2 separate regions of the Homo sapiens genome follow, and region 2 is linked to region 1. A link is a contact called in ENCODE Hi-C or POLR2A ChIA-PET data. All regions are on one chromosome and are shown on one strand. Each heading gives the region's core, a stretch centred on a gene start or an enhancer-like site at or near the end of the contact. The rest is flanking DNA. Distances are from core to core; before and after follow the strand shown. Region 1 overlaps CD34 (CD34 molecule). Region 2 has its middle 8.9 kb from the start of CD34.

Region 1 (3,319 bases), core at 269-2,768:
ACTGTTAGCTACTATCATTGTAAATATGATTATTATTTGAAGAAATAAATAGACTGAGCAAGTCCTGTTACCTCTACTTTGAAACCACTTTTTGAATTCTGCTTGATCTCATCACTGCCAATATGATCACCTGCTCCCAGCCATGATCGTTCTTCTTGCTACGGTCTCCTTCTACTTTCTTATCCCTCAACCTCTATTCTCTACTCAGCAGCCAGCATGATCCTTTTAAAACATAAAGCAGATGATATGACTTCTCTGCTCAAAACCCTCCAGTGGCTTCCCAATCTACAACTAAAAAGGCCCCATGTAGTCTGACCTCCTGCCTCTCCCCACCCCCACTCACTGACACAACCTCATGGCCATCTTGCCCCCTGCCATCTGAGGCTTTCTGCACTTGGCAGCTTTTCATCATAGGGCTTTGCACTTGTCCTTTCCCCTGTGTGGGATAATCTCTCCCAGCTTGGCATACAACCTGCTTCTCCACTTCATTCAAGTGAAGCTGTGCTCTCCACTGTTATTTTTCTAAAAGTAACCACCATATGTAAAATACCAACCATTATTCTCAATATATTTTATGTTTTTCATAGCTCTCAATCCTGAAAACACATGTATATACTTACTGAGATGACATTGTTTACTGTCCTCTTCTGCTAGAATTATAAGCTTCATGAGTGTTTGCTGTATCCCCAGTCTCAAGAACAGTGTCTGGCACATAACAGATGTTCTGGCACATTTCGCGCAGTGTCTGGCACATCATAAGACTTGATGAATGATTGAATGGTGGCTGGAAGCCTCTTCGATGGGGGCTTTAGGAAGAGAAGCAGCATCCTGTTGCACAAAATCGATGACCTATTACTGGTTTTGTGTGAAGAGGAAGTGTGGGATTAATCTACCTAGAAGGGATGAGATGGAAGTGATCTATTTATCTGGACTTAGATGGTATTCCCATTTATCCATTCAGATGAAAATCTGGCTGAAGATAATTCCAGATATGCTCTCCATAGTCAACAGTGTAATACCCTACAGCTAATTTTCCTGGGCTCACTGTGGGCGCCGAAGAAGCCGAACCTCATGGCCTCCTGTGATCTTTGTCCTGGGGCTCCTCCAGGACCTGCTTGGCTGGCCAGGCCTAGGATAGCTTATGTTGATGAAATGCTCCAGAAGTGAAGTCCCAAACCTATCTTCACACTGCCACACTGGCTTCATGACATCCAACTGGAGTAACACGGAGGACTCGGCAGAAGAGTAGGATGATATGATGGAAGGGAAAACTACAGATTCAGGACTTTGGAATTCTGGGTGATTGGGCAAGCCACCTCCCTTCTCTGAGCCTTAGTTTGTCTTTAACTATACCATAAGGGAGTTTAATTAAATGTATCTTTAAAGTTCTCTTCAACAGTGACGTTCTATAGTTATATGAGCTTTGTGTACAAGAGAAATTGGACTAGAGGGTGGGGCAGCCAGGGAGAGAAGCCCAACATGGAGGCGATTGAGCTGAGGCTGAGCAGTAGGACCTCAATAAGGCCAGCAGGTGGCGCCATTGCTGTACCAGGACGCTCAGGCCCACGGTGGGAAAGTTGGATTTTTCCAGAAAGCAGGCAAATTCTTCAGGGCAAGCTGTCCAGCTGTCAGAGGGAACCAGCTGCCCCACCCCACCCCGCAATACACACACAGCCCTTCCTCCCAAAGCATACATACACATTCCAGCAAACTCAGGGTGAGATGCATTGCAGGTTGCTAGGCCTGAAGCTGGAGGTGCATCCAAGTTGCCTTTTCCTCTCCTCCCATATTTCCTAGGAATCTGAACCCTGAACCCACCCCTCCTACTTGATGTCCTAGCTGGGACAGACCCTCACTGGATTACTCTCAAGGCAAGATGTGCAACTAGATGCAAGTGGGCTGGACTTCCCTACTGATTACCATCGTCTTTTGCTCATCATCCTTTGCTCCAACCCTCAAGGCAGCCATCGCCTTTGAGGGAAGACTCTGAACCTCATCATTTCGCCTCCCCTCTGTCCTAGGGAAGAACCTATGATTAGAGGAGTTGGAGAAAAGCAAGAAGGAGATGGGGGTGGAGGAGTGCTGAAGGGAAAGGTCTGGCTTTATGGAGATAAGAATGGAAGAATCAACCTTTGTTTGGCCCCAACTGCCTCTGCCACTGTCGACACACTTGGGAGTGTTTCCTGGAGCTCCTCAGCACTCCCTCCCCAACTTCCTATGGCCTGGTAGGGGTGGGGTGGGGGTTGTTTTGGAAGCTGGGGGGAGGTACATGCTTACAGATTTTTTTTTTAATTAGGCTGCTGTCTTAATCTTGAGGGTGGAAACCAGCCCCCTCCCTGAGTTGGCTGCCAGGTCTCTAGAACAACAGTCCCCACATAGTCCTTCACTGTGTCTACTCTGACCTGGGGGGCTGGGGAGGGGGGTGGCCTGATAATAAAGGGTGCACAGGACATTGCCCCTTCCCTTTGTTTTGCATATTTTGCAGCAGTGATCAGCATGCTCCTCTTCTCAGAAGGGTGTTCATGAAGGGTACAGCTCCTAAGAACCCAACATACCACCCTCCATTTGGAAGCTCCCTGGTACATTCGGGTCTGCCTTTCTACCACTGGAAATGGATGTTTCCTCTCCCCATGGAGGAGAATAGTTGGCAGACTTGGCTAAAGGTCCTTAGCATCCTGGCTGGTGCCTGTGTCTGCTGAGGTGCTCCCTCTTCCCTGGCTGGTCCTCCCCACCACATCACTGCACAGTCTAGCTAGGTCTAATGGAGGGTGTCACTCTTGCATGCAGACACACCCAGCTAAGACAGAGTCACATAACAGATGTGTTTCAGTATCACTTTAATTGCAGTATTTAAACACATCACTTTGTATTCAGAAAAAATATCTACCCAATACTCTCTTCTCTGGAAATTTCTATTTCCAACCGTCATTGAAACCAGGATCCCTGCTCAACCCCTCTGGAAAGAAATCAACAGCAAACAAGGACCTGGGTCACCCACAGAAGAGGCAGCTGGTGATAAGGGTTAGGAGCTGATCTGGGCTATGACCATATGGGGGTGCAGAGCAAGGAAGGGGCTCAGGGTGAGGGAGGCAGAGACAGAAAAGCATCTGTTGGGGGACTGAGGCAACAGCTCAACCCAGGAGTCGGCAGGAGGGAGGAGGAAGCCATGGAGATCAGAGGATAAGGCTAGGATCCAGCCTCAGAGGAAGAGGATTTTTCGGAAGAGTACAGGTGAGAGGCTCAGCTCCAAGACCTGGTCCCATGGTCCTGCCTACTTTGATCCAGAGGGAGAAAAAGGAGCCCAAAAAGAGTTTCTGTG
Region 2 (3,319 bases), core at 385-2,884, 35 kb after region 1:
CTCATGAATACTACCGACAGCATTTATACCTCCATTAAAGCCAGATATCAAAGGGGGTTCAGGTTACCCTGGGGGTGATGTTGTCATTGATTCAAGAAAACTCCATAATGAAGGATTTATTCAGGAAAACAAAAATAGAACTACTTTGCGAAAGGTCCTTCCCCACTTGGAAATTCTCTTTCTGGTGCTACCTAATGGTAGGTATAGGAAAGCAATCTTTTTTCACTAAAGTGTCCAGGAATCTGTCTCAAGGGGCTGGATCTTCCCGAACCCAATATTGCATCAGTTCACGGCCCAACAGGCTGTGAAAGCCAGGGACTTAACAGCCTTTGTCTCTGTAAACCCAAATAGAGAGCTTTAATGGCATACATCTTACGGAAGCCAAAGCAAAGAGGATGGCTATTTTTAACTTGAGGCAGGAAAATGTGGCTGGAAAGGAAACATCTGTCCCAAACTATTCTCTTGAGCTTTATACAGAGGTCCCATCTATCATGAAGCCATCAAAAATAAAATAAGGTGTTGGTCCAGGCCTGGGTCCGAAAGAAAAAGGCAAAGCTTCCCTACGTCACATTTCTCCCACTTCTAGGCTTTTGAGTTGGGCCTATGGCCTGGAAGAGACCACCTCAGAGGCAGAGCATGGGGGCATGGCTCAAGGACAACCTAATTCCTGTGAATTTTATGGACCCCTCCTAGTTTAACATCTTCATCCAAAATGGCCCCACCCTTTAAGGTTCAGATTTTGCAGACTCTCCAGCCAGGAGCCATCAGAGGTCTAGTACTAGGAGAGTAAGACATTCTAAGGTCTCGGTGCTAAGGTCTCAATTTGGAAATTAGGTCTTGGGACCTTAGAAGGTCTTATACTTCTAGCACCAGACCTCTGGTGACTCCTGACTGGGGAGTCTACAAAATTTCCTTGGCAGTTCTGGCTGTTGGTCCTTGAGCAGAGAAGCCATTCTTTCTTCCATAAGCAGCAAGAAAGTTCCTTATTTTTCAAAGACACGCCAGTCACCTGTGTGTCTGACTGAGGTGACAAAGGGGCAAGTGTGAGCCTACCAAGCGTCAGAGATGTTTTTGCCTCAGTAGAAGCACTATACATCATTCTGAGCACATAGAGCAAGGTCAAATTCACCCATCAGAGGCTCAGGATGAATTAAGTGTTGGAGGAGGTAGGGTTGCAGCAGATAGTGCTCAGGTTGTGCACTGCACAAAGCCAGGAGCTCCATATAGACTGGAATCTATGTCTATTCACATAGACAGCAGATGGAGAAGAGGAGAAGCAAGACAGTGTGTTGTTGGCTCAGGTGGTTCTCAGTCTTTGTCTTGGAGAACTGATCAGAATATTCATGGTGCAGTTCTGTGTTCTTTTTCCCATTTTCTCTTCCTCTTTTTCTTTTTATTTGATTTTTTTTCTCTTTCCTGTTTTCAGTCAAAGATTTGGCTAGGAGAAGAACACTTTACTTTTTTTTTCCAAATTGAGTAGAGAGTTGCCAGGAGAAATGACAAGGAAAGAATAAGAGTAAAAGAGCATGTAGGGATCCACTCCCTCCCTCTCTGGGTGTACTCTCTGCAGAGCAGTGTCTGAGCAGCAGGGCTTGGAGGGTGTGAAACAGGGTTGCCAAATTGCATAAGTCTCTAAAAAGATCCATATGTCTGGGCTCTACCAAGCCTCTGAGCTCAGGGAGGGGGCCAATAACATCATCTGCTGGATGGGAGTGCAGTTCTCTTCCTCTGGGGAGGATTAGATGTCAGCTTGAATAGATGCTGTTAGGCTTTTGATGACCCAGATTGGGAATTCGGGGTGTCGGTGTTTGGGGAAGGGAGGAAAGAAGAGGAGCACAGAGCAGAGCAAATAGGAAAGATGAAGTTTGTAAGCTAGAGTCTGTGAAACATTGAGTAGGAAGGGAGTTTAAAAACCCTGGGACATTGAGTTTTCTTTGAAATTTTTTCCCATGCCAGGACATTTTTGGGGAGCCACTGTGCAGATGAATGCCAAACCATTTGCCCACTTCATGGGAAGTCTAGACTCTTTATTCCCACAATTAACTCTCTATAGACAAGGGAGAGCTCACTGTCTTCCCCGCCACTTCTTCAAGCTCTAAACTATAGCTTCCTCTGGGGTAGAGGGTAGCAGATGGTGTACAGCTGTGGGACACATCTGGTCTTGCGGGGATCAGAGGAAGACACAGAGGCCAGTTGAAATCCCAGTGGCTACCCTGGAGGCCTGTCTACAAAGATCAGGGGTGGTACCCCTGACATCTACCCAGATCCCATCTTGGGCAGACTTCACATTTTTCCTTAGTCCCCCATGCCTCCTCTCTACTCCAGCTTTAACTGAATTACAGGGAGATGATTTTGTGAGAGTGGCCAGGCAGCTGCTTCCCAGATGTGTGCATTCTGCAGAAATGGTCATATCCAAACTGGAGAGCTTTGGGAGGATTGGTTGGGGATATTAGGGACAGGGCCTTGGAAATTCCTCTGAGGATGTATTAACCTATGGGGAACAAGCCCAGCGACCAGCTGATGACCCCAGGGTAAAAGATTGGAGCTAGAGAGGGATTGGGAAGGTCCTGGAATGTTCTCAGCTCTCCTTTCCAAAACTCTGTGTCCAAACATATGACTTTACTACATTTGCCAGATGACCTGATTCATTTAGCATGTATGTGTGTGTTTTCTCAACAAGTAGAAAATTATCTTCTCTAGGAAGGTCTTGAACCTACCACTTCTCACCTGGAATATCAGTGGCCTCTACTCTGGTCTCCCTAGGACCATTCTTGAGTTGCTCCTGTCCATTCTTCACACAGCAGGTAAAGAAAAGCACAGTTGGCCCTCCGTTTCTCTGGGTTCTGCATTTGTGGATTCTAAAAATATTCCCCCCAAAATCGCATCTGTATTAAACATGTGCATACTTTTTTCTTGTTATCATTCCCAAAACTATACAATATAATATCTATTTACATAGCATTTGCATTGCATTAGGTATTATAAGTAATCTAGAGATGATTTAAAGTATCCAGGAGGATATGCATAAGTTATATACAAATACTCTGCCATTGTGTATCAGGGACTTGAGCATTTGCAGATTTTGTTACCCACAGTTGGGGGAGGGAATCCTGGAGCCAATCCCCCGTATTTAAAATTAAAACTGGACCATCTCATTCCCCTGCTGAAAACACTTCAATAGCTTCCTTTTTTTCTAAAATAAAATGGAAAACTTTTCTCCATGGCTTATAAGACCTCAAGGGGTTGGACTCCAACCTGCTTCTCCCACCTCATTTGGTAGATCCTTCCCCTCGCTCCAGCTCCTAAAACTCCCCAAGCT

Evidence for each region. A loop is a pair of places that touch in the nucleus more often than their neighbours do. ChIA-PET counts read pairs that join two places held with the same protein, here RNA polymerase II (POLR2A). Pooled maps may share reads with other maps.
Region 2: a map of Caco-2 shows a loop between it and region 1 (4-fold over the local background). The contact joins two enhancer-like sites. A Hi-C loop is called at or near these places in 5 of 168 maps with a recorded cell type or tissue (Caco-2, K562, Right ventricle myocardium inferior and 2 more) and 6 of 50 pooled maps. POLR2A ChIA-PET finds 5 or more read pairs at or near these places in 4 of 52 experiments (Caco-2, K562, MCF 10A and 1 more).

The regions. Positions count from the first base shown.
Region 1 is chr1:207,883,718-207,887,036 of GRCh38, forward strand. It overlaps CD34 (CD34 molecule), which reads right to left. Exons shown (of 8, transcript NM_001025109.2): 8 at 1-3,319. Among named protein-coding and RNA genes, the nearest start is that of CD34, 26 kb to the right of the region's middle. Within about 2 kb of position 1,519, at least 16 of the 41 ENCODE cell types and tissues checked have a DNase peak (open chromatin) inside an H3K27ac peak, as active enhancers do.
Region 2 is chr1:207,918,360-207,921,678 of GRCh38, forward strand. No RefSeq gene overlaps it. Among named protein-coding and RNA genes, the nearest start is that of CD34, 8.9 kb to the left of the region's middle. RefSeq lists an enhancer at 1-277. Within about 2 kb of position 1,635, at least 6 of the 41 ENCODE cell types and tissues checked have a DNase peak (open chromatin) inside an H3K27ac peak, as active enhancers do.